6 separate regions of the Homo sapiens genome follow, and all the other regions are linked to region 3. The links are chromatin contacts, found by Hi-C or POLR2A ChIA-PET in ENCODE. All regions are on one chromosome and are shown on one strand. The core of a region is the stretch at or near the end of the contact, and the rest is flanking DNA. Distances in the headings are between cores, read along the strand shown.

Region 1 (4,446 bases), core at 781-3,280, 600 kb after region 3:
GGCGGAGGCAGGTGGATCACCTGAGGTTGGGAGTTCGAGACCAGCCTGACCAACATGGAGAAACCCTGTCTCTACTGAAAATACAAAATTAGCTGGGCACGCATGCTTGTAATCCCAGCTACTCGGGAGGCTGAGGCAGGTGAATCGTTTGAACTTGGGAGGCAGAGGTTGCAGTGAGCCGAGATTGCACCATTGCACTCCAGCCTGGGCAACAAGAGCGAAACTCCGTCTCAAAAAAACCAAAAACAAACAAACAAAAATTAGCCAGGTGTGGTGGCGCACACCTGTAAACCCAGCTACTCGGGAGGCTGAGGCAGGAGAACTGCTTGAACCCAGGAGGTGGAGGTTGCAGTGAGCTGAGATCATGCCACTGCACTCCAACCTGAGTGACATAGCAAGACTTGTCTCAAAACAAAAAACAAACGAAGAATAGCTCTATTCTGAAGCAGTCCATCTTGAAACATACCGAATTCCAAACCTTACTATGTTTTACTAACTGCCATTTTGGTTTATCTCTGCCACGGTTCTGTTCTGTGCAGAATGGAGTTGCCTGCAGTTTCAGATGTGGGGGACAGATGTGACAATTGTGTGTCCTTTTCCTTTTGGACTGTGGGATCAGCCCAGAGCTTGGGCCTTGCTCTGAATGCAGCATTCTACAAACGGCAGGTCCTGAAATTAAGCAGCTTAGGGGGTTGCATGCAATTGATCTCCCACAAATGCACGCACACAATAACCCAGCACTGAGCTGGAGTGTGTGCCGGTGTGGGTGAGGTAGGTGTCTTCATGGTGACTTCTTTATTTAATCTTCTCTATGATAGTTAACAACTCTATGAAACAGGGAGTATTGTCCCCAGTGTTTATAGATGGGGAAAGTAAGACTCAAAGTGACTAGCCCAGGGTGGCAGAAGCACAAAGGGCAGCAGCAGGATCCTAGCCAGTCTGCATGTGAGGACTCCCCACCTTCTCCCTCCAGGGGAAGTGAGGCCATGGAATTTTTTTTTTTTTTAATTTTTTAATTCTGGAGCAGATTAAGATCAGAAGGCCAAGGACTTAATGCACCTGAGTTTCAAGGTGGTCTCTTGACCACCAGTGAGGCCACGGACTTTTTTTTTTAAATTTTTTTATTCTGGAGCAGATTAAGATGAGAAGGCCAAGGACTTAATGCACCCGAGTTTCAAGGTGGTCTCTGCTTCCTCTCGCAGTCACCCAAGGCCTTGCCATTTCCCTGTGTGTGAGATCCCGGGAGGGAAAGGGAGAGAAAGGGGTTTGTTGAAGCTGTTCTTTAGTCACTGTCCTGGAGAGTGGCGCCTAGGAGAAGGAAAGTCTCTATAATTTGGAATTTCAGCTTTTTCCTTCTTTTTTTTTCCATGTTTTTTTTTTTTTTCTTCTTTTTTTTGGAGACAGAGTCTTACTCTGTCGCCCAGGCTGGAGTGCAGTGGTGCAATCTCGACTCACCACAACCTCCACCTCCTGGGTTCAAGCAATTATCCTGCTTCAGCCTCCCAAGTAGCTGAGATTATTGGCACCTGCCACCACGCCCCGCTAATTTTTTGTATTTTTTGTGAAGATGGGGCTTCACCATGTTGGCCAGGCTGGTCTCGAATTCCTGACCTCAAGTGATCTGCCCGCCTCGGCCTCCCAAAGAGTTGGAATTACAGGCGTGAGCCACTACGCCCCGCCCACTTTTTCCTTCTTCAATCCTACTGGACAGACAGGTGAGGTGATTATGACATGGCGCTCATTTATGAATGGATTCTTCAGGCAGTCATCTGAGGAGGGGGCTGTATCTTACTTAACTCCAGGAATGAGGCCTCTTATCTCTGGGGGCCAGGACCTCAGGAATCAAAATCAGCCTCATGCAGCAGCCTCAGCCCAGCACTCACTCCACAAATGTCTGTCAATGTGCTGCCAGGTGCCAGATGCTGTTCTGGGAAGGGAGGGGCCTGGTCTGGGTCCTGCCCTTTGAGACTCATAGTGCACCTGCAGCCCCGGGTGCTGGCCCTGACAGGAAGGAGGGAGGAAGCCCAGGCTCCTCAGCATGGCTGCTGTGTTTCCCCGAGAGCTTGCCCAGCTCTGCGCACAGGAAGTTCACGGTAGTGGAGATAACCCACGGACAAAACATCATAGGAAGTGGGTTTTGTGGTGAGAGACAGTGAAGCACTGAGCTGTGAACCTCAGGGGGGGCCCCGAGCACTACAAAGCCCTTCTCCCACGCCTTCCTTCCAGTCTGGTGAGGCCAGACCCAGGGATTCTCAGCCTGAGAGGCTTCCAGCCTCTGGCCTCAAGCCCTTCTGGGGAGACAACTCCCCTAAGCAATGCCCCTCGTGATACTCCACCTGTTCCACCCCCAGACCTACTGGACAGACCCAGAACTGAGGAGACTGGAGCTGAGCATAGCTGTACCGGTGAGCCCAGCCACACACTCATGTCCCCGCCGTGACAGCCTTCCAACTTAGGTTCAACACCCCACCACCCCAACCAGCTTCACTCCTCACAACTCAAGTCCACAAGACCCCTGGGATGCCAACACAGACACCGCACTCAGTTCCATGATCTGAAGTATCATGCAGATGGCTCCCAGGGATTCCTTCCTGACCTTGCCATCTTCACTTGGATGTGGAACAAAATGGAAAATTCAACATATGCCCAAAACAGGCTCTGAATTTCCCCTGCAAATCTGCCCCCCAGTCTCCCTCACGTCAGTACACGGTGCCAGCATCCCTCCAGCTGCTCTAACCTGGAAGTCATGCTAGAATCCCCCCTGCTGTCCCCTTCCACAATCAGCACATCTGCAGGTACTGCCAGCTCTCTCTCTCATCCCCACAGTCACTGCTTTTCTGCCTTCTATACCACTCTCCTCAATCTATTCTTGACACGGCAGCTACTGTGAGAAGTAAAATTCTCTCTAAAAATCATAAATCAGATCATGTCACTACAGCGGCTTCAAATTGTATTTAAAAACAAATCCATGGTGTTTCCTTATGGAAAGGTATGATGGTTCCTTAAAAAAAACTAAAGACAGAATTACCATATGATCCAGCAATTCCACTTTTGGGCATATACCCTGAAGAGCTGAAAGCAGAGACTTGGATATTTGCACACCAATGTTCACAGCAGCATTAGTCACGATAGCCAAAGGCAGAAACAGCCTCAGTGTCCATCAGCGAATGAACGGACAAACAAAATGTGGTGTATACATACAATAGAATAGTATTCAGCCTTAAAAAGTAAATTCTGGGCCGGGTTTGGTGGCTCACGCCTGTAATCTCAGCACTTTGGGAGGCCAAGGTGGGTGGATCACCTGAGGTCAGGAGTTCGAGACCAGCCTGACCAACACGGAGAAACCCTGTCTCTACTAAAAATTCAGAATTAGCCAGCACGTGCCTGTAATCCCAACTACTCGGGAGGCCGAGGCAGGAGAATCACTTGAACCCAGGAGGTGGAGGTTGCGGTGAGCCAAGATTGCGCCAATGGGCAACAAGAACGAACTCCATCTCAAAAAAAATAAAGTAAATTCTGACAAATGTTACAACATGGATGAATCTTGAAGGCATTATGCTAAGTGAAATAAGCCAGTCACAAAAGGACAAATACTGTATGATTCCACTTATGATAATCAAATTCATAGAGACAGAAAGTAGAAGGGTGGTTGCCAGGGGTTGTGGGGAGGACAGCGTGGAGAATTCATGTTTAATAGGTACAGAATTTCAGTTTGGGATGACAAAAAATAAGTTATTGGCTGGTTGTGGTGACTCACGCATGTAATCCTAGCACTTTGGGAGGCTGGGAGTTCCAGACCAGCCTGGTCAACATGGTGAGACCCCATCTTATTAAAAAAGGGAAAAAAAAAAGTTCCGGAGATGGTTGCACAATAATGTGAATGCATTTAAAATCAATAAACTGTGGACTGAAACCGTGAAGATGATACGTTTTATGTCGTGCCTTTTACTACATACACACATGAAAAATCCAAACACTGTCGGTGGCTTACGGAGGTCTCACAATTTGGTCCCGCTAGCCTTTTAAAAAATTATTATTATTATTATTATTATTATTATTATTATTATTATTATTTGAGATGGAGTTTTGCTCTTGTCGCCCAGGCTGGAGTGCAATGGTGTGATCTCAGCTCACTGCAACCTCCGCCTCCGGGGTTCAAGCAATTCTTCTGCCTCAGCCTCCTGAGTAGCTGGGATTACAGGTGCCCACCACCATGCCTGGCTAATTTTTGTATTTTTAGTAGAGACGGGGTTTCTCCATGTTGGCCAGGCTGGTCCCAAACTCCTGACCTCAAGGGTTCTCTTGCCTCGGCCTCTCAAAGTGCTGGAATTAACAGGCATGAGCCATGGGCCCGGCTCCTTACACCCACTCCACCAGCACTCTTTCTGCTCCCTGGCTTACTTTGTTTAAGCCACACTGTCTTCTTTCTGCCTCATTAACAAGTCA
Region 2 (4,073 bases), core at 1,121-3,620, 940 kb before region 3:
AGTGGGGCCCTCCTTGCCCTCCTCCTATAAGAGGGCGGGTGGGTGAGTATGTTGTGCTCCCTGGCCCAGATCCTAAAACAAGTCCCAACAGCTGAGACGTAAACTGTCTCCTGGGAATCTGCTTACCCTGCTGGCCCTTGGCTGCCTCCTCCTCTCTCAGCTCCTCTTCAAAGGGCCAGGATGTCTCACCACAGGCGTGATGGGTGGGCCAAACCCAAGCCAGCAGGAGCAGGAGTTCATATCCCAAGGCACCAGGGGTGTGTGGGACAAGGTCTACTCTCAGGCTTAGAATAAGGGAATCTGTTCTCTCTACCCAGGGTTCTAATCCTAACTAATTGCAATTTAAAGCACACCCAACACTTTAGCTCCCTCTAAATGGAACCATTCTGCCAGAGGACCTTTCTCCCCTATAGATTCACCCATCAGTGGAACCATTCAATGTCAAAAAGTGGAAGGGAATATTAGAGCTATCTAGTCCAACTACTGACATTTAAAGATGGGGAAACTGAGCCCCAGAGAGCAAACTGTCTTGGCCAAGGTCATACAGCAAGCTAGGAAAAGTAGGGACCAGAGCTTCTGACTCTGTCTTTATTGATACCCGCTTGCTCCCCAAACACTTAGGTCTTCACCGGCCTATCATGAAGATCCTTCTTCCCTGCCAACCACAGCACCTGCCCCTCCAGGTCCTCACTCTCTTCGTGAGGGCCAGAGCTGGAGAAAGATGCTGGAGGGACAAAGCCACCTCATGCACAGACCATAGACTTTGAAAACAAGCTTGAACATGGGAATATCTCCCCGGAAAGGAATACACACGGTTTCTTTGGGATAGGAAACCCACTAATCCCAGGTTGTTTTTAGGAAGATGGGGGGACCAATTTGAGAAGTGAATTTTCCTATCACACAAGGAGTCTCAGAGAGCCAGATGGCGTAATGTCTGCAAGGGAGGGTCTGCAACAAGGCAAATGGGCTATGTTCATTTTCCCCGAAAGTACTGACCACAAAACGGTAAGGCATTGACACTCTTTCTACTGCTCCCCAGGCCACCCCTGCCCGGGCCACTTCCTCTGGCTGACCATTGTGCTTAAGAAGGAGGACCCATGACAGACGCGGAGAAGTGGGAGGGAGGGATTGCCTCTACAGCCAGAGAACTCCTTAGCCCAAGACCCCCAGCTCCTCAGCAAGGCAGGCCTTTAAGAAGTAGCAGCTGGACAGACTAAGTGGACTCAGCTGATCCAGCCCTGGGATGCCTGGAAAACCAGGCCTGTGGGAGGTGAGGGCCCTCTGTGCCCTTGGGGCCGTGCCAGGACTGGAGATAACGCGGGACCTTGGGCCCAGGACAGGGAGAGGGGAGCTAGGATCCGGGCAGCCGCTTTCTTAGTTGGGCTAAGCCAGGGAAGCGTCGGGCACAGATGAATTCTCTGCATTCTTCTGGCACCGCAGCCAGCACCCAGAGGGCCTTTTCTGCAGACGCTGCCCTGTCCCTGCTCCCTGCCCAACCAACCCTTCTCCCTCCCTTAGCTTCTCTTCAGCGTGCAGCCCACCAGGTCCTTCCTCCTTCCCGCAGCCCCTCAAAGCCTTTGAAGGGGCTGTTCTCTAGGAGACCCGGTCTTTCCGCCTCTCCCCGCCTTCCCCAGGCCCTACCGCCCCAGGCCACGGGGAATGGGAAGGAGTGCGAAAGGGAGCCCCAGGCTCGTCTCCGCGCCTGCGCTTTGGGGAGAGAGCCCCTCCCCCCGCAATAACCCGGCACCGCTAAGCGGCACCCGGACGGTGGGATGCGGGTTGGGTGGGGTGAGCAGCTGGGGCAAGGTCAGTGCTTTCAAAGAGGGAGGGGAGCCCGGCCCCCGGAACATCCCCCACTCCCGAAAGTTTCCCTTCCGGGGCCACGGAGTGTGCGCGAGGATGGCGCGGGGGGCGGGAGGGGGTGGGGTGGGGGTGCACAGAGTCGCAGCCGGACCCCCGAGGAGGGTGCGGCTGGAGGGAGGGACGGAGGGGCGGGCAGCAGGGTTTGGGCAGGAAGCCGCGACGCCCTCTCCGACTCTGTACTGCCACGAGAGCCTTACCCTCCACACCCCACTCCCCCCGGCCCGGAGCTACAGATCGCCCCCCCGCACTCGCCGCCCTTTCAATCCCAAGTAGACCCAGAACTCACCGAAATCAGGTGTTGAGCTGGGCCAGGGCAGGCCGGATCCGCCAGGTCCATGGCCGCGGCTTGGGGGCGGGGGGCAGAGAAAGGGGGGTGCCGGAGCCGCCTCCTGATGTCAAGGCTTTAAAGGGGCCGGGGAGCCCCGCCCCTGGCCCTGACCCCGCCTCCCTCCTCCCTAGCAGCCAATCCACGTTCAGCCTGGATGCGCGCCCCTCCCAGCCCCCTCCAGATGTTCCCAGGACGCGAGCTAAGTCTGCCCGGCCGGCGCGCGCCGCTTCCGCTTTGGTGGGAAGGACCTCCCTTCCCCCTTATAGAAACACTTTCTCCAGGCCGGGCCGGGCTTGGTAAACCTCAGCCGTGCCTGGGTAGAGGACGCCGGGCTGGGCCGAGCGGGGGTGGAATGAGGGCGTCTAGAACAGAGAAAACTAAGTAGGTGCGCGCGGGCCCACAGGCATGCGCGTTTGCTTCTGTGGGGCTGGGCGTGCACGTGTATGTGTGGTTGTGAGCGTCGGTGTTTGTAATTTGCTTTTCTGCATACGTGTTGGGTGTAAATCCATGGGGGAAAGGCTTGAGTGCCTCTTTGGCCTTAAATGCTCCCGCCTCTCTCTTCCTTCTCCAGGATGGGGTCGTCCCCCCAGTAATCTGGAAAACAGTTACAGCAACAGGCTCCTCTCATCAGACGGCAGTGCTGGTCGTTTCCTCACTGGTTTGCGGGGAAGGCTGGGCAGAAAAAGGATGCAACCTTGTTCTCAACCACTTGCTATCTCGGTGAGGATGAGGAAAAGCAAACAGCCCATCCAGGCCCCTGCAGAGCCTCAGAGCTTCAATATCATTCCCATTAGTCCTTAATTAAACACCTATTTGCCCTTGCCTAAATACCGTATAACCCTCACAGCCTGCATTGTAGTGACTGCCCCAGAAATGTAGGTTCTCACCTGGGTTCTGCAGGGAAATACGAAGGAATCCCTAGGTACAGTCTCCGCCTACTTCATTAAAATTTCTTTTGTTGCGAGTATACAAAGGATGCAGCTTAGAGTATCATATTAGTCCAATAAAGGAACATAAAAAGTAAGGCAAGTTAGGGTGCTCAGATTGGCTAGGATTAAGAGTTCTTTTCTGAAGGAGGTTTATTTAAATACGGAATTTGAAGGGCAGAGAGAGCTTGAGTAGGGTCCAGGCAGGGTAAAGGCCACAAGGAGATTCAGATAGGAAAGAGCAAATTATCTGCGTGGGACCGTGAGCAGATCACCGTGGTACGTTGGGAAGTGGGAGAAATTAATGGAGGAGGTTTCTTATGGAGGAGAGCAGAATAAGGATATGGATGTGACAAGACATAAGATAAAGAAGTCATTTTGGGTTCTTGAGCATAGAGGTAGTTTGATGAAAAGAGTGCCCAAGGACAGCTATTACTGGAACCTAAAAGATGTCTTGATGGGTACCCCCACCAGCTTTCTCATTTTTTTGCTTAAAAAATATTTTATTCTTTTCTTTTCTCTGAGATGGAGTCTCACTCTGTCCCAGGTTGGACGGAGTGCAGTGGCACAATCTCTGCTCACTGCAACCTCCACCTCCTGATTTCAGGTGATTCTCCTGCCTCAGCCTCCCAAGTAGCTGGTATTATAAGAGTGCACCACCACACCTGGCTAATTTTTGTATTTTTAGTAGAGACGGAGGCTTCACCATGTTGGCCAGGCTGGTCTCGAACTCCTGACCTCAGGTGATTTGCCCACCTCGGCCTCCCAAAGTGCTAGGATTATAGATGTGAGCCACCATGCCCGGCCCTTAAATTATTCTTAACGTGCAATAAAATGCACACATCTTAGGTGCTTTGTTTGGTGAATTTCAAAATATACACCTATGTAATTAACACCCAAAACAAGATACTGAACCACCACCCTATAAAGTTCCCTCATGCCCCTTTATAGTTGAT
Region 3 (4,423 bases), core at 847-3,346:
CAGTCTCCCTCTGTGGCTCAGGCTGGAGTGCAGTGGCGTGATCTTGGCTCACTGCAACATCTGCCTCCCAGGTTCAAGCGATTCTCATGCTTCAGCCTCCTGAGAGGCTGGGATTACAGGTGTGTGCCACCACACCTGGCTAATTTTTGTATTTTTAGTAGAGACGGGGTTTCACCATGTTGGCCAGGCTGGTCTCGAACTCCTGACCTCAGGTGATCTGCCCTCCCCCACCTCCCAAAGTGCTGGAATTACAGTCATGAACCACGACGCCTAGCCCCTCCCCCGCTTTTTACTGATCAACTTTTGTTAAGCATTCTGTGGTCCACGGAAGAAAAAACCAAACACCAAAGAACAATAAACTTGTACAACCAGCCTTCCAGCCATCAATATTCTGGATTCCAGAATGATTGAGGCTGGACTTTGTTAATCATCGAAGGCTGGTATCTGAGAAACTCTTCCTCTCCCTTACCTTTATAGGCCACTTTTCTTTCAGTAATGCTGAAACACTGACTTAATAACAGTTGTCCCCTGGTCTAGCATTTAATAGGTAATCCACAATTTTTGCTGAATGTCAATAGCTAAACGTTAGTGACCTCTTAAGACTGTCTGGCAGAGTAAATCTTCGGCTTTATATCACATTCTCCGACCCAAAGGGCCAAAAATAGGCAAAGCTCTCTCCACTAAATCGGTTTCCTAAATTGGGGATCTCAAACTAGTAAAATTTCAGAAAACTTTCGGAACTTTTGTCAAGAGCATACTAAAAAAGTTTATCTTTTGTCGTTTACTATCATTAAAGCCATAAAACAGCATTTTACAAGGAAATTTTAAAAATTAAGAATAAGGCATAACTCCCTTCCAGAGAGGTAGACCCAAAAATATTCTGAAGTTTTTGTAATGCATTAAAATGACGGCATAACATTTTATTAACACTCTGTTACGTTTCTTTTTTCTTTTTTTTTGAGACAGTTTTGCTCTTGTTGCCCAGGCTGGAGTGCAACGGTGCGATCTCGGCTCACCGCAACCTCCGCCTCCCGGGTTCAAGCGATTCTCCTGCCTCAGCCTCCCAAGTAGCTTGGATTACAGGCATTCGCCACCACACCCGGCTACTTTTGTATTTTTTAGTAGAGACGGGGTTTCTCCATGTTGGTCAGGCTGGTTTCGAACTCCCGATCTCAGGTGATCCGCCCTCCTGGGCCTCCCAAAGTGCTGGGATTACAGGCATGAGCCACCGCGCCCGGCCACATCGTTATGTCTCATTGTAAATCCGTTTCTGTAGAAAATCCTTCCACATGGGTTAAAGGACACAACTCATTGTTACTTTATGGGATTAAGAAAAATCTGAGTAAGGCCGGGCACGGTGGCTCACGCCTGTAATCCCAGAACTTTGAGAGGCCGAGGCGGAGGATCACTTGAGCCCAGGAGTTCAAGACCAGCCTGAGCAACATAGAGTCCTCATCTCTTCAAGCCGAGCGTGGTAGCGCGCGCCTGTGGTCCCAGCTGCCCCATAGGCTGAGGTTGGAGAATCGCTTGAATCCCGGGGTTGGAGGCTGCAGTGAGTCGAGATCGAACCACTGCACTACAGCCTGGGCCACAGACCCCCGTCTCAATCTCGGAAAAAAAAAAGAGACTCCATCTAAAAAAAAAAAAAAAAAAAAAAAGCTGAGGAAGTCAAAGCCTTCACTCTTCATTTCTCCTTCCAAGAGGACAGGGCCGGCGTCGGTCAAGGTCAATTGGCAGGTGAGTTGACAGCGCCGCCACTAATCGATGAAAACGCCCCCCGCGAGCACCCAGCTGCTCATGGCCTCCGGAAGCGGACGTAGGGCGGGTGGGGTACAGCTCCTAAGGAGAAACGGAACCGCAGGCACCGTCCCTCTCCCGCTGCAGCCTGAGGAACGCGTTCCGAGGAACCCCTAGCCACAAGTCAGGACCGCGTACAAGATGGCGGCGCGTCACGTGGGCAGCGCGGTGACGCAGGACGGCGGCCCGCGCGGAGGCAGCGCCATAGCCTACCCCAAACGCACACTAGTGCTCAGTTTTGCCCCCCTCCCCTCCCCCGCCCCCGCCCCCGCCCCCAGGCTTGTGTAGATCATGCCGCCAGTAGCGGCCCTGACTGCCGAGGAAACGGTAGCTTAGGACAGTTGGCTGTTAAGTGACACTGATTCTCCCCGCCCCGCCTGACCCCCGAGAAGGAGGCTTGTCCCCCGCTGCGTGAGGGGGTGGGGAAGTGGGTAGTGAATTCGGATCTACCTGGGAGGGGGGAGTGGAAGTTCCCGCCCCGGAGAGCGGCGAGGCGGCAGCCACAGGTAAGTGGGGGGCGGGGAGGGACGTGCCCCGTGGCCCGGGCGGGGAAGGACGCGGGAACGTGGCGCCGGCGGGGACGCAGCGCGGGTCGCGCGCCTGGTGGGGGTCGCGCGCGGTGGTGGCGGTGGGGGAGGGGCGCAGCGGCAGGGGGAGGGGCCGCCCGCGCTTCCGGCCTCCGCGCCTCGGTGCAGAGCTGCGCTGCGCCCTTCCAGTCGTGCGTCTCCTCCTTTCCCTCGCCCCCAAATAAAAGTAAAGCCCGAAACCGCCCGCCGCGGGGTGGCTTTCGCCTCAGAAGCCGCCCTTTGCAGTCGCAGGCGCTAGCTCTCCGTGGGAGGTCTCGAGGTTGGGCCCGGAGCCGGGCGGAGGGCGGCGCGGATATGGCCTCGGCGCGGTGTCCGCCGAGCGGAGCCCGGGTCTGGTTAACCCCGCGACAGGGTCCTCGAAGCGCGTCGGCGCTGGCGACCCTGAGGGAAGAGGCGCGCCCCTTACCCTCCTGGAGCTTGCAGTCTAGCGGGCAACCGACGCACGGGCATTGCGCACGCCCCAGACAGTCCTGGAGAGATGCGCCTGGCAGCGGAGACAGAGTGGGGACAGTAGGCGGCTTTACCCCTGGCTAGGAATGACACAAGGGCGTCTGTACCCTTTGGGATGGGCGACCCAGCCGAGGGTGACTTTCTCTTTGATCTTGTATGTCAAAAAACGAAGCCTGGCATTTCTCACTTTGATCGACGCCGTGCAGCTGGCGGCTGAATCGCTTTGAAATGATTGCAATGTGAAATAATGTCTGGTTGTGGCGCTAGTGTTTTGAAGAGATTGGGCAACTGGTAGTCTTTGAGAACCTTTAGGGTTCAGAAGCTCGGCGTGGATCTGGCAGGCATCTTTGTCAAACTGGCCTCACCTGTGATGAGTTCGTAGGCATTTATGTCTCAGAATGCATTTTAACCTGAGGTTTTTGTTAACAGAAATGCGTTCTTCTAAAATGCTCTTTTTTCTTGGAGTTTATCATATGCAGTTATCTCCGTGTCTTAATTAGAATCAATACTGTTGCCCTAAAGTCGAATGTATTAGCTCTTTAATACTTGCCGTTATCTTTTAGGGTTAGGTTTGGTCTGTGAGCTATCTGTCCATTCCTACCCGATCACCAGCAGGTGGCAGTCCCTTCTGACTTTAAATATAGGGTGTGCTATCTTTGCCAGTTTTTGTTTTGTTTTGTTTGTTTGTTTGTTTGTTTTTAAATAGAGATGGTGTCAGAGGCGTGTGAACTAGAACAACTCCATCTTAAACAGGAGCTGGGTAAAATGAGGCTGAAACCTACTGGGCTGCATTCCCAGACAGTTAAGGCATTCTAAGTCACAGGATGAGACAAGTCAGCACAAAATACAGGTCATGAAGACCTTGCTGATAAAACAGGTTGCAGTAAAGAAGCCGGCCAAAACTGAAATGGCCACAAGAGTGACCCCTGGTCATCCTCACTGCTACACTCCCATCAGCGCCATTTACAAATCCCATGGCAATGTCAGGAAGTTACCCTATATGGTCTAAAAAGGGGAGGCGTGATTAATCCACCCCTTGTTTAGCCTATCATTGAGAAATAACAGTAAAAAGGGGTAACCAGCAGCCCTTGGGGCTGCTCTGTCTATGGAGTAGCCGTTCTTTTTATTCCTTTACTTTCTTCATAATGTTACTTTTACATCGCACTGTGGACTTGCCCTGAATTATTTCTTGCGCGAGATCCAAGAACCCTCAGTTGGGGCCTGGATCAGGACGCCTGTCCTGTAACATATTTCTGGCGACCACAAAGGGACTATAGTGCAGAAACCCTGACCCAACGGCTACCTTTGGGTAAGTGTTGGGGTCCTGTAACGTATTTGTGGTGGCCACAGAAGCGACTATACTGCGGAAACCCAGTATTTATGTTTAGGAGTCTCTCCTAAGACAGTGGGTTCGAGGCCCCTCTTAATAAAAGGCAAGGACGCTTAAGCTTGACTGACCTTGGGTTGGAGGCCCTTCTAAGATATAGGGAGTTAGAGTCCCTCTCAGGTAACTCCCTCTCAGCTAAGAACAGGTTTGGCACTATGGGATATTAACTGCTGTTCTCTTTGGATTAATCTGCCTTGCGCTC
Region 4 (4,046 bases), core at 1,062-3,561, 740 kb before region 3:
TGACTGTTTTCCTTAGACTAGATTTCCAAGGCTAGGAGTGCTATATTAGGGTGTAAAAACATTTTATGGCTCTTAATAGTGCCAAAAAGTTTTCTAAAAGGGATGTACTAATGCACAGTACTTTCAACAGTGTATAGGCTTACCAGACTCACCAGTTATCTTTTTAAGTTCTGTTACCCCAAATTAACTGCACATTCTTTAAGACCAAATAAGACTGTCTTCTACTTACACTTTGCACTTAAGAAATACCTATTGAATGAAAGTAAACAGGCCAGGCATGGTGGCTGACGCCTCTAATCCCATCATTTTGAGAGGCCAAGGCAGTCTGATCACTTGAGGCCAGAAGTTCAAGACCAGCCTGGCCAACATGGTGAAACCGTATCTCTATTAAAAATAAAAAATTAGCCAGGCATGGTGGTGCACACCTGTAATTCCAGCTACTCCGGAGGCTGAGGCAGAAGAATCATTTGAACCCGGGAGGCAGAGTTTGCAGTGAGCCAAGATCGCACCACTGCACTTCAGCCTGGACCACAGAGCAAGACTCCTTCTCAAAAAAGAAAAAGAAAAAGAAAAAAAAAGTAAACTAGTACAACCTTTATGGAAAACAGTATGGAGACTTCTCAAAGAACTAAAAATGGAACTACCATTCAATCCAGCAATCCCACTAATGGGTATAAGGGTAAGAAATCAGTATATCGGCCGGGCGTGGTGGCTCATGCCTGTAATCCCAGCACTTTGGGAGGCCGAGGTGGGCAGATCAGGAGGTCAGTAGATCAAGACCATCCTGGCTAAAACGGTGAAACCCCGTCTCTACTAAAAATACAAAAAATTAGCCGGGCGTGGTGACGGGCCCCTATAGTCCCAGCTACTCGGGAGGCTGAGGCAGGAGAATGGCGTGAATCCGGGAGGCGGAGCTTGCAGTGAGCCGAGATCGCGCCACTGCACTCCAGCCTGGGCGACACAGCGAGACTCCGTCTCAAAAAAAAAAAAGAAATCAGTATATCAAAAAGACCCCTGCATTGATATATTTATCACAGCAGAATTTACAGTAGCAAAGATACGGTATCAACCTAAGTGTTCATCAACGAAGGATTGGATAAAGAAAATGTAATATATAGACAGACATACACCACAGAATACTACTCAGCCATAAAAAAGAATGAAATCACGTCTTTTGCAGCAACATGGATAGAACTGGAGGCCATTATCCTCAGTGAAATAACTCAGAATGTCAAATACCGCATGTTCTCACTTATAAGTGAAAGCTAATCAATGGGTACACAGACATACAGAGTGGAATAATACACACTGGAGAATACAAAAGATGGGAAGGTGGAGGGGGCTGAGGGTTGAAAAACTACGTATTGGGTACAATGTTCACTATTTGAGTGATGGGGACACTAAGAGACCAGACCTCACCACGACGCGATATATGCATGTAAGAAATCTGCACTTGTACCCCCTAAATATACAAAAATTTTTTTAAGTCCCCTCCAAAAGATAAATACTTATTGAATGATTAAGCTACAGGAAAGGCGCCTTCTCTAAACACCTACAATAACTCGGAAAGCTTATTTACCCGACACATTAGAAAGATAATGCTTTCTTAAAAAAAAAAAGGGCTTATCTACCCACCTACCCCCACTTTCCGACACACACCTCTCGGCCTACGGATGAAATCCTGTGAAGAGAAATGTACGTGAAAGTGTACAAGTAAGGCCTCGTTGTTACTGAGGGTAAGAATCAGGATGAGAAGGACAAGATGTCATTGCCTTGCCTTGCCTCCCTAGACATACGAGACCCACGAAGTAGAGGGGCTCCACTGCAGGCCGCCCGGGCCTCTCAAACACCAGGGCTCTTCCCTTCGAAAACGATGGGGTGTCACTCCAACCACTCTTAAACTCGTATCTGACTGAGAGACTCTTGTTTAGGATGACTCCTGCCCTGGTCCAGCCACCACCTCAAAAAGACGCCCCCGGCTTTCCACAAAACCCGGCGCCAAGACAGAAGCCCCCGACCCTCCCAGGCCGCGTCCATTCGACCTGCCACGACCCCCACCCCAGAAAAGCCCGAGTGGAGAGGCTGTGGCTGCCAGCCTGTCCCGCTGTCCCGCTGTCCCGGACCCCCGCGGCGGCCACGGCTCACCACACGAACACTCTGCTTCCTATCACAATCCAGCGGCAGACGCACCTGGTCTGGCACCCCCACTACTCACTTCAGTCAGCCTGGCCCCACCTGGGCCACCCTTCACTTCGCTCCGCGCCTCACCCAACGGCAGAGCAGCGCCGCGCCCACAGCTCCGGTTTGAAAACCTTCACCAACCAATCACAGAGAAATTTATTCCTCCCGCGCCGTCCCTCTACGGTGTGACGTACGCGTCAGGGCCACGCGGAGGTGACGGGAACGGGAATGAGCATGCGCATTCTGACAAAGCGAAGCCAAAGGTGGCCATTTTGACTAATGTCAACGGTTTTTCGGTTTTTTTTGTTTTTTTTTGCGGTGCCCTTTCCGGAAGTCATTCAGGATGCCATATTGACTAAGGGCAAGTGGTACTTCCTGAATGCGAATTATTCTTGGTCTCACTGTCTGCGGGACTAGGGCCCTTGGAAACGATTAACTGAACAATGTCAGCTCTCACAGTAGAATCAGAAGAATACCAGGAGTTAGAACAGCAGTTAGTTTCAAGCACATTCACTGAGCTATATTATCCCTTCCATTGATGTATCCATTCAGACTTTTATTTGACACACATTGAATGAGCCCACATCATCACAAGCACTCCACTGGGAATCGGAAAAATAAAGATGGTATGGTCTCTACTGTCCAGTAGCTACGAATGGAGGCGATAGCTCTAGAAAACAAAAATAAATACAAAATGAAAATAAAATACTATAATTCCATTTAATAAACGTTATTTAGAACTTGGCATTGTGCTAGCACAGGAGCTTTCATGCTTTTTAAAAACTCTGGACCCACAGTGAGAAATACATTTTACGTTGCAACCGGGTAATGAAAACTCTGCTCATCCTTACTACATGCAAAGTACCCAGAACTCACTACTCAACAACGCATGGCTACCCGCAATTTGGAAAAATACTGGCTGGAGCATACAAGAAGCGCTGTGGTTTAAAGGAAAGATCACTTACTGTCACATTGGTCCTTAATTTAAAAAAAAAAAAAGAAAAGAAAGATCACAGATTTGGGGGAGGGAGATTAGGGAGATGTTGGTCAAGAGATATAAAATTTCAGTTAGAGGAAAATTTAGATCTATTGTACAACACAGTGACTGTAGTTAATAACAAAGTATAATGCATTTGAAAATTGCTAAGAGTAGATCTTAAATGCTCTCACCACACACCTCAATAAAGTATGTGAGGTAATGGATATATTAATTCGCTTGATTTAGTCATTCCACAGTGTATACATACATCAAAACATCACCATAAATATATAAAATTGTATTTTATCCAAAAATCACATCACAAATTTTGTAACCCGAAAATTTGACTCCACTTTTATTTTAGAGACAGGGTCTTACTCTGTCACGCAGGCTGGAGTGCAGTGGCACAATTATAGCTCACTGCAAATATGAACTCCTACACTCAAGGGATCCTCCCTCATACCTAGGACTACAGGCACATGATCAAGGTAATTCTTTTGCTTGTTTGTTTATCTTTTGTAGAGAAGGGTCTCACTATGTTGTCCAGGCTAGTCTTGAACTCCTGGCCTTAGGTGATCCTCCCACCTGAGCCTCCCAAAGCACTGGGATTACAGACAGTAGCACTCCACCTGGCCTTGAACAATAGCAGGCGTTCGGCTGACCCACCCATATTATCACTTTTTAATACTTCTGTACTTCACTTCCTCCAAGTATAATGTAGAAATAATAATCCCATCTCTATCTCACAGGTTTATTCCCAGATCGACTGAGACACAGTGTGGTACACTATCAAAGTTTATACTTGGTAAACTGCAATACAGATTATTATTAATATTATTAAGAAAGGGATGAAGAAAGAAAATATGAACTGTGCATTTGTTATCCC
Region 5 (4,329 bases), core at 860-3,359, 600 kb before region 3:
ATACAAAAAATTAGCCGGACATGGTGGCGGGCGCCTGTAGTTTCAGCTACTCGGGAGACTGAAGCAGGAGAATGGCGTGAACCCGAGAGGCGGAGCTTGCAGTGAGCTGAGATCGCGCCACTGCACTCCAGCCTGGGCGACAGAGCGAGACTCCGTCTCAAAAAAAAAAGAAAAAGAAAAAGAAAAAAAAAAAAACCTTGCTACACTAAGTTCCTGAGGGCCAAGGAAAGCCATTTAGATCTTTGGGTTTCATTTGCTTCACTTAAGCATCTTTATTTTTGCACTTGAACGTCTGGCAGAGCATTTTGATGATGATGATGCACAAATACTACGAATAAATGGATGCGTGACTAGCTAAATAGAACACAAGATTTTGAAAGACTTGAGTCAAAAACAGTAGGCAAATCAAAGAAGCAATCCCAAACAGATGCTATCTTTCAGAAATTAACAGATTATTTCACCTGCAACATATTCCCATCCTAGAAAGGGCATTCCTGCATTACAATCATTTATGCTTGGATAAAGGCAAAACGAACAGATGTCCAAGAACCACCCTCATTACCTGAGGCCTATGGCAGAAACATGTCTCCTTTCTTGGAGTCTGAGTAGACTTGATCAAAATCACCCACAGGTATAAATTCACATTATAATATCACACACCAAAGCCTCAGTGAATATCTTTATCTTGGACAAACATATGATCCATTCACTTAAAGGTGAAATCATGTGGTTGAACAAAGTATACTGCAATTCTGCTAAACTCATTTAGAAGCTGGCTCAAGGCCGGGTGCGGTGGCTCACGCCTGTAATCCCAGCACTTTGGGAGGCAGAGGCGGGCGGATCACTTGAGGTCAGGAGTTACAGACCAGCCTGGCCAACATGGCGAAACCCCGTCTCTACTAAAAATACAAAAAGTAGCCGGGCGTGGTGGCGCGTGCCTGTAATTCCAGCTACTCGGGAGGCTGAGGCAGGAGAATCGCTTCAACAGGGGAGGCGGAGGTCGCGGTAAGCCGAGATCGTGCCATTGCACGCCAGCCTGGGCAACAAGAGCGAAACTCTGTCTCAAAAAAAAAAAAAAAAAAAAGAAAAGAAAAAAGAATCTGGCTCAATATAGCTGTCCTCTGATAAAGCCCTGTGGCTCTCCTCCATCCCTTCGAACACACTCCTCCTTCCATTTCAGGCCCCAAGGCCTGTTCTGCAACTAATCTGACATCTTTCCATTACTTTGGAAGCCTAGGGCTCCACCACACCCTATCCCAACCAGATTTCTACCCTCCTACCAACAAACGTGCATGAGTTGACATACCAAACCAACTCTTAGGGCCAAACTAATCCTGTTCCCCCCAATTCTCGGAAACTCAAGCGTCCTAACAAATCTTAAGAGTCTGATGAGTCCATTCCTTTCCCTTGGAACGTCTGGCCCTTGCGTTGACCCCTCGGCTTCCATGGTCACAACTAGCTCTGGTTCTCCTGGCCCCTTCCTATCCCTCTCTTCGGGGCCTCTGCCAGAGCTCACACTGAACCTGTTTCCTCATCTGTAGGACCCTTGGAGGTTGGGAGGAGGCCTATATGACCCCCCCAATCCAACTCCGGATCTAACATTGAAGGGGCCCAGCATTCCCCTAGACCCTCACTCTTTCTCTTGCCCACGCCCCAAACTCCTTCTCCATCTAGGCTACCACCTCGCCCACGCGCCTAGCATCACCCGCCGCGGCCCAAGCTCCCCCAGCCCCTGCTTCCGGGCTTTCCTTGCAGTTCTGCTTCCGGCCCTCGGCCCTTCCCACAGCGGGGCGCCCCCGGCCCGCGCCCGGCCCCCGAGCCGCTCGCTCCCGGGCTCTCACCGCTCGAAGAGCAGCCTCACGAAGAAGATGCCCGCCGCCAGCGGGAACACCGAGAGGATGTGCCGGCCGCGGGGGTAACCGTAGCCGTCGGCCGGCCCCTCCAGATCAGCCCAGCTCACGTTCTCGGGTAGCCAGAAGCGCTCGCTCCACAGCCAGCCCCACAGCAAGCTTAGGGGTCCCTGCGCTGCTGTCGCCATCTTACGCCCACCCCGAAGCCACCGCCGCCACAAGCGTCAGCTGCCGCCACAGCCAACGGAACCCGCGGGGAGGCGGCCCCAGGGCGGGGCCCGGCCGGCGGCCACCCCCTTCCGGCCCCTTCTGGTCACTGCCACGGATCCGCCCGCCTCCCTGGCAGGGCCGGGCCTCTTCACCGCCCATCTCTCCTCCCGGCCCACTTCCCTCACTGCAACCCGGGGACCGCCTCCGGGGATCCACGCCCCTTCCCGAGCCTCTGACTCGCCCAGCCCGGCCCTGGGACCACGCCTCGGGCGGCCCTGGGCCCGCCCTCTTTTGCTGCTGGTCTAGGCCACGCTTCTACTCCTCCCTCACTCTTCCATCCAGCTACGGCCACACCCCTTATTTCAGGCCTAGCTCCTTTACGGGGACATTCTCCTTTCTCAGCCTGTTGGAATCGAATCCGTTCCGGCTCCCACCCAGGCGGTACCTCTGTCTCCACTCCCGGAGGCCAGATCGATCTCTCAGGTCAGGGCTTCTCTTGGATGTCAGCTGGTCCTGCCCACTACTGTCCGCCACTAGAGTTCTTTTCGCTCCCAACCTTTTCTTCCCTTCGTGCCCCGTGACCTCAGCCTACTTTCACTGCTTTATCCCTTAAAAATTAGTCACTTTTCCTCAGAAAAAATGGACTTAACAGTTTACAAAAGGCCGGGCGCGGTGGCTCACGCCTGTAATCCCAGCACTTTCAGAGGCCGAGGCTGGCGGATCACCTGAGGTCAGGAGTTCGAGACCAGCCTGGCCAACATGGCAAAACCCCGTCTCTACTAAAAATACAAAAATTAGCTGGGCCTGGTGGCGCTGTGCCTGTAATCCCAGCTACTCGGAAAGCTGGGACAGGAGAATCGCTTGAACCTGGGAGGCGGAGGTCGCAGTGAGCCGAAATCGCGCCATTGCACTCCAGCCTGGGCGACAGACCAAAGACTCCGTCCCAAAATAAAAATAAAAAAAGTTTACAAAAATCCTTTTATTCTTCTCTTGGGGAAAAGGAAATGGAAGAAAAACAAAGTGAAAAGGGAAGCACTCAAAAAGTATACGTAAAGGCAGGCCGGGTGTGGTGGCTCACGCCTGTAATCCCAGCACGTTGGAAGGCCAAGGCGGAAGAATCACCTGAGGTAAGGAGTTCGAGACCAGGCTGGCCATGGTGAAACCCCGTCCCTACTAAAAATACAAAAATTACCCGGGTGTGGTGGTGCATGCCTGTAATCCTAGCTACTCGGGAGGCTGAGGCAGGAGAATTGCTTGAGGCGGAGATCACAGTGAGCCGAGACCACGCCATTGCCCTCCAGCCTAGGCAACAGAGCGTCTCAAAACAAAAACAAACAAAAAAAGGCCGGGCGCGGCTCACGCCTGTAATCCCAACACTTTGGGAGGCCGAGGCGGGCGGATCATGAGGTCAGGAGATCGAGACCATCCTGGCTAACACGGTGAAACCCCATCTCTATTAAAATACAAAAAATTAGCCAGGCATGGTGGCGGGCGCCTGTAGTCCCAGCTACTTGGGAGGCTCAGGCAGGAGAATGGCGTGAACCCGGGAGGCGGAGCTTGCAGTGAGCCCAGATTGCGCCACTACACTCCAGCCTGGGCGACAAAGTGAGACTCGTCTCAAAAAAAAAAAAAAAAAAAGTATATCTAAAGGACCTAAAGGCAAAACAAAATAAATAGCCAATGTTTGATGAGGTTTCCTGTGTGCCAGGCACTGCATGGAACATTTTACACAGGTTATTTCACTCCTTCACCCTATAAAGTTGATCTTGTTATCCCCACTGGATAAGTAAACTGAGGTCCAGTGAGGCCAAACAACTTGCCCAAAGTTATGTAGGTAAGAAGTGGTAGCTAGTGTTAAGTCAAGTTTAATCTAAAGCTGCCTCCTTACATATTTAAGTTCGGCCTAAAGGTTTTCTGTACATTGTGAACTGTAACAAGTGGAGGTGTAAATCGAACGTAGACCACACCAGTGCCAATCACTGAATTTTGGCCAATCAAATGTAGCCAACTGTTCCAACCACGTTCAAATGAGACAAACGCTGATCTGTAACCAATCTGGTTGTTTCTGTACCTCACTTTCATTTTGCTGTCCATAAATCTTCCACCACGTGAATATGCTGGGTCTCTGTGGATATGCTGGGTCTCTCTGAATCTGCTGTGATTCAGGGGCTGCCCAATTTGAGAATCATACATTGCTCAAACTCCTTTAGGCTGGGCACGGTGGCTCACGCCTGTAATCCTAGCACTTTGGGAGGCCGAGGCAGGCGGA
Region 6 (4,111 bases), core at 864-3,363, 680 kb before region 3:
AGGCCTAGAGGAGGAGTTGAAAGCTCTGCTGTTGTCTCACCCTATCTTAATGAGAGACAAGTGAGGTGGAGGGCCTGCCCCCCCTCCCTCCACCAGACACTCCTTCCAGGCCTGAGCCCCAACCCCTCTTCAGGCCTTCCTTCCCTAGCTGTGTCTTGGTCTTCAATCCCAGAACAGGACCTGTGAGCAGCTGCATTGGCCTGGAGCTGGAGAGTAAGGCTGTAGGATCTTTGGAATCTCTTGGTTCCTAAGAGTTTCCTCAGAGATCATACCTCCCCAGAGGGAAGCAGGAATGAGGCCAAAAAGTGTGCATTGGATAGGGGAACAGCAGGCAGGGCTCTGGGTGACGCATGCCTCTGGTCTAATAAACTGGGTTTCAACCATCTCCTCTTCAGTGTTGTTCTCTTATTTGAAAAAGTATTTAGATATTCTCACTAAGTGCCTAAAGCTGAGCTTGGTTTGGGGCCAATTAGGGGATGAGTAAGGAGAAGGTTTGAGTAGGGACACTGTGGTCCCCCTGGGATGGGACAGGCTGACCATTATATCAGGAATAGTTTGAACCACTGGGCAGGGAAAGAGGGAGAAGTCAAAGGCAACAAAGTTCCAAAACAGAATCCCCAATACAAAGGATGCTTTAGAGAGAGAGAGCAGAGTCAAAATTCAAGATAAACTGGAACTTATCATAAAATCTGGAAGCAGGCTGGCACGGTGGCTCATGCCCGTAATCCCAACACTTTGGGAGGCTGAGACAGGTGGATCACTTGCGGCCAGGAGTTCGAGATCAGCCTATGCAACATAGTGAAACCCCCATCCCTATTTTTTTTTTCTTTTTTGAGATGGAGTCTCGCTCTGTCGCCCAGGCTGGAGTGCAGTGGCGCGATCTCGGCTCACTGCAAGCTCCGCCTCCCGGGTTCACACCATTCCCCTGCCTCAGCCTCCCGAGTAGCTGGGACTACAGGCGCCCGCCACCACGCCCGGCTAATTTTTTTGTGTTTTTAGTAGAGACGGGGTTTCACCGTGTTAGCCAGGATGGTCTCGATCTCCTGACCTCATGATCCACCCGCCTGGGCCTCCCAAGTGCTGGGATTACAGGCATGAGCCACCGTGCCCAGCCCCCCATCCCTATTTTTTAATATTTAAAAAAAAAAAAATCTGAGGCCAGGCACAATGGCTCACACCTGTAATCCCAGCATTTTGGGAGGCTGAGGAGCACAGATCGCTTGAGCTCAGGAGTTCGAGACCAACCTGGGCAACATGGCGAAACCCCATCCCTACCAAAAATACAAAACAGTCTGGCATGGTGGTGCATGCCTGTGGTCCCAGCTACTTGGTAGGCTGAGTTGGGAGGATCACTTGAGCCTGGGAGGCGGAGGTTGCAGTGAGCTGAGATGGTGCCACTGCACTCCAGCTTGGGCGAGAGAGAGACAGACCTCATCTAAAAAAAAATAAAAAATAAAAAATAATAATCCGGAAGCAGGTTAGGTCAGAGAGAAAGTTAGGATGAAGTTCCCACGTGAGGTACTTATTGAGGCACTTTATCTGTGGAATGAGTCCCGGGCTATGAGCAAGGGTATCTGGAATCTTGGCTTCGGCTTTATGGCTAACTTGCTGGTTGACCTTTGCCAAGTCATTCACCTGTGAGTTCAGCTTTCCCATTTGTAAAATGGAATAAACTGTGTTTCCCTCCTCAGCCCCTGATAGTTATAGCAGTAAGAAAACGAAACGAAAAGCAGTCAAAGCGTTTTGGAAAGTTAACGCCATGCGCCAAGATGAAGCTATTACTCCAAGCCCCTCTTCATCAGAGGGCTCGAGTTGGGGTTGAGACTGGGGCTGAGGCTGTGGTCCGTCCCCCTTTCCAGGTCCTTGTCTTCCTCCCGTCGGCCTGGGGGCGCCCGCTCACGCGGCCTCTCTATTGCAGAGCTCTTCTCTATGGTTTTCCCTCCCGGACCGTGAAGGCGGGAGGGCGTGGCCAGCACGCCTTTTCCGCTAGTCGCCCCGCTCTATCCCATAGTCTCGCTGCCCTGAGCCTCCCGTGCCGGCCGGCCGGCCGGGGGAACAGGCGGGCGCTCGGGGGGCGCTCGGGGGGCGGGGGGAGTTCCGGTTCCGGTTCTTTGTGCGGCTGCATCGGCGGCTCCGGGAAGATGGCGGCCCGGGCGGGTTTCCAGTCTGTGGCTCCAAGCGGCGGCGCCGGAGCCTCAGGAGGGGCGGGCGCGGCTGCTGCCTTGGGCCCGGGCGGAACTCCGGGGCCTCCTGTGCGAATGGGCCCGGCTCCGGGTCAAGGGCTGTACCGCTCCCCGATGCCCGGAGCGGCCTATCCGGTGAGTGGGGCAGGAGGAGGGGCGCGCGGGCCGGGGGCGGGGCCGAGCGGGGACATGGGAGTGACAGGGGTGGGGGGAGAAGTAGGAGGGACTCCCTTGGGAGGGGTTCGGGCTCTGGGTGGGGGTTGGGGGAGGCAGTGCGCAGAAAGAGAGGGGGAGGCAGTTACACACCTGCTCCTAGGGGCATTGTTTCCCTGGGGAGTCGGTAGAGAACCTGGGTGGGTGAAGTGGGTCCAGGGATACCTGTATGAGGGCCGGAGTGCAAAGGGGCTTGAGCAGCTCCAGTGATCAGAGGAACACAGAACGTGTAGCTGACAAATTGAGGTCAGCTTCTAAAGAGATAGTAGCTAGCAGAGTAAATGTGGAACTGGCGATGTCCGATGTGTCCCATCCAAAATAGACTGAGAATTTGAGTATAATCTGGCTCTCGCTTAGCTTTTGGACTCTGTTTTTCTATGGAGTCACTACTGGAGCAAAGGGTTCTCCTCTCATTGTCCTCCATTCCATCCCTAAACCTTACTTCATTCAAAGATCTCAGGCGTTCCCTGCTTTTCTTTCTTGATGGGGTTTAGCAGGTGAAACCATGACATCTCTGGGTCCTCTCCCCTCTGTAGAGACCAGGTATGTTGCCAGGCAGCCGAATGACACCTCAGGGACCTTCCATGGGACCCCCTGGCTATGGGGGGAACCCTTCAGTCCGACCTGGCCTGGCCCAGTCAGGGATGGATCAGTCCCGCAAGAGACCTGCCCCTCAGCAGATCCAGCAGGTCCAGCAGCAGGCGGTCCAAAATCGAAACCACAAGTAAGATGATCCTGGGGCAGAGGGAGGGAGGGAGGGAGCCTGGGAGGACACAGGTGGTGGGAGTACCTGAACCAAGAAGTGGTGGTGCTGTGTCAGCAGATGGTGCTACAGAACTCATCCTTGAGAATGCTTGGTGGTGGTGGTGGTGGTGGTAGTTCTTTGAGAGAAGCTTTGCAGTCCCTTCACATTACTATAAATGGACGTGCTGACAGCTTATTTTCACGTTCTGACTAGTTCTGTCCCAACCTGATAATAGTATTTATTCCCAACAGTGCAAAGAAAAAGAAGATGGCTGACAAAATTCTACCTCAAAGGGTGAGTCCAGGCTATATGTCTTCTGGAAAGTGTGGTGAGTTTGAGTATAGAGATGATCATCCTAGATTTCAATTAATTTTTCTGTTCCTAAGATTCGTGAACTGGTACCAGAATCCCAGGCCTATATGGATCTCTTGGCTTTTGAAAGGAAACTGGACCAGACTATCATGAGGAAACGGCTAGATATCCAAGAGGCCTTGAAACGTCCCATCAAGGTAACACAGGAAAGTACTAGGCAGAGAGCCAAAGGAGAGGACCCAGGAACCTTCAGCAGAATTAGGATGAGAAATCAAAGGCACAGCACAACTCTCCTTGGCATTTAAATTGCATCTCTCCCTTCCGCCTACAAACTGAGAATTACATTAGGAGGATAAGAACAGAATGGCAAAGGGGGAGGGGCTCTTGATGTCTCTTGCACTACAAATATACCCTTGTCCATGTTTTCGCTGTAACTGCTCTGCTACCTTGGGAACCTGGCACCTTGCATGACTTTGTCCACCTGGCATCCCACTATATGCACTTGTACTTAGGCTGATGGCCAGTACTCCTCTTCTAAATGGAATCTTCATCCACCCACCCAAGGGACTGGGTAGACAGTAAGCCAGTCTGTTAGGAGTAATTTTGGGGTTTGGGGAGACCGTTGTCTTCAACATCAGACCACTGAAGCCCCACGATC

What was found. A loop is a pair of places that touch in the nucleus more often than their neighbours do. ChIA-PET counts read pairs that join two places held with the same protein, here RNA polymerase II (POLR2A). Pooled maps may share reads with other maps.
Region 1: a map of CD8-positive, alpha-beta T cell shows a loop between it and region 3 (4-fold over the local background). The contact joins the enhancer-like site here to the promoter of ATF1 in region 3. A Hi-C loop is called at or near these places in 7 of 168 maps with a recorded cell type or tissue (CD4-positive, alpha-beta T cell, CD4-positive, alpha-beta memory T cell, CD8-positive, alpha-beta T cell and 4 more), 4 of 37 single-sample maps with no recorded cell type and 13 of 50 pooled maps. POLR2A ChIA-PET finds 5 or more read pairs at or near these places in 8 of 52 experiments (A673, AG04450, BJ and 5 more).
Region 2: a pooled map shows a loop between it and region 3 (9-fold over the local background). The contact joins the promoter of BCDIN3D-AS1 here to the promoter of ATF1 in region 3. A Hi-C loop is called at or near these places in 5 of 50 pooled maps. POLR2A ChIA-PET finds 5 or more read pairs at or near these places in 3 of 52 experiments (BJ, GM12878 and HepG2).
Region 4: a loop to region 3 is called in a pooled map, with 10 times the contacts of the local background. The contact joins the promoter of RACGAP1 here to the promoter of ATF1 in region 3. A Hi-C loop is called at or near these places in 1 of 37 single-sample maps with no recorded cell type and 6 of 50 pooled maps. POLR2A ChIA-PET finds 5 or more read pairs at or near these places in 1 of 52 experiments (A673).
Region 5: a loop to region 3 is called in a pooled map, with 9 times the contacts of the local background. The contact joins the promoter of CERS5 here to the promoter of ATF1 in region 3. A Hi-C loop is called at or near these places in 1 of 37 single-sample maps with no recorded cell type and 8 of 50 pooled maps. POLR2A ChIA-PET finds 5 or more read pairs at or near these places in 4 of 52 experiments (H1, activated CD4-positive, alpha-beta T cell, activated naive CD4-positive, alpha-beta T cell and 1 more).
Region 6: a loop to region 3 is called in a map of CD4-positive, alpha-beta T cell, with 3 times the contacts of the local background. The contact joins the promoter of SMARCD1 here to the promoter of ATF1 in region 3. A Hi-C loop is called at or near these places in 3 of 168 maps with a recorded cell type or tissue (CD4-positive, alpha-beta T cell, CD8-positive, alpha-beta T cell and K562), 1 of 37 single-sample maps with no recorded cell type and 9 of 50 pooled maps. POLR2A ChIA-PET finds 5 or more read pairs at or near these places in 4 of 52 experiments (A549, HCT116, PC-9 and 1 more).

Annotation. Positions count from the first base shown.
Region 1 is chr12:51,367,026-51,371,471 of GRCh38, forward strand. The region is part of intron 4 of GALNT6 (polypeptide N-acetylgalactosaminyltransferase 6); the gene reads right to left. Among named protein-coding and RNA genes, the nearest start is that of GALNT6, 22 kb to the right of the region's middle. RefSeq lists enhancers at 2,301-2,450, 4,289-4,446. Within about 2 kb of position 2,031, at least 7 of the 41 ENCODE cell types and tissues checked have a DNase peak (open chromatin) inside an H3K27ac peak, as active enhancers do; they include CD8-positive, alpha-beta T cell, endothelial cell of umbilical vein and natural killer cell, where a contact is called at or near this core.
Region 2 is chr12:49,826,173-49,830,245 of GRCh38, forward strand. It overlaps BCDIN3D-AS1 (BCDIN3D antisense RNA 1), which reads left to right and starts at 2,371. Exons shown (of 3, transcript NR_027501.1): 1 at 2,371-2,572; 2 at 2,763-2,911. It overlaps NCKAP5L (NCK associated protein 5 like), which reads right to left and starts at 2,241. Exons shown (of 13, transcript NM_001037806.4): 1 at 2,150-2,241. RefSeq lists enhancers at 1-506, 1,650-1,699, 2,115-2,693, 2,694-3,272 and a silencer at 1,960-2,369.
Region 3 is chr12:50,762,005-50,766,427 of GRCh38, forward strand. ATF1 (activating transcription factor 1) reads left to right here and starts at 2,097. Exons shown (of 7, transcript NM_005171.5): 1 at 2,097-2,303. RefSeq lists enhancers at 1-560, 2,861-2,960 and silencers at 2,051-2,130, 2,351-2,440.
Region 4 is chr12:50,023,183-50,027,228 of GRCh38, forward strand. RACGAP1 (Rac GTPase activating protein 1) reads right to left here and starts at 2,312. Exons shown (of 17, transcript NM_001319999.2): 1 at 2,216-2,312. RefSeq lists an enhancer at 2,175-2,264.
Region 5 is chr12:50,165,260-50,169,588 of GRCh38, forward strand. It overlaps CERS5 (ceramide synthase 5), which reads right to left and starts at 2,110. Exons shown (of 10, transcript NM_147190.5): 1 at 1,842-2,110. The coding sequence starts at 2,038. LOC124902931 (a long non-coding RNA gene) reads left to right here. Exons shown (of 2, transcript XR_007063304.1): 2 at 1-364. RefSeq lists enhancers at 1,457-1,596, 2,487-2,646, 2,698-3,459 and silencers at 1,737-1,886, 1,987-2,386.
Region 6 is chr12:50,083,229-50,087,339 of GRCh38, forward strand. SMARCD1 (SWI/SNF related BAF chromatin remodeling complex subunit D1) reads left to right here and starts at 2,114. Exons shown (of 13, transcript NM_003076.5): 1 at 2,114-2,318; 2 at 2,933-3,120; 3 at 3,393-3,435; 4 at 3,528-3,650. The coding sequence starts at 2,142. ASIC1 (acid sensing ion channel subunit 1) reads left to right here. Exons shown (of 12, transcript NM_001095.4): 12 at 1-383. RefSeq lists enhancers at 607-1,339, 1,697-1,956, 2,806-3,537 and a silencer at 2,027-2,466.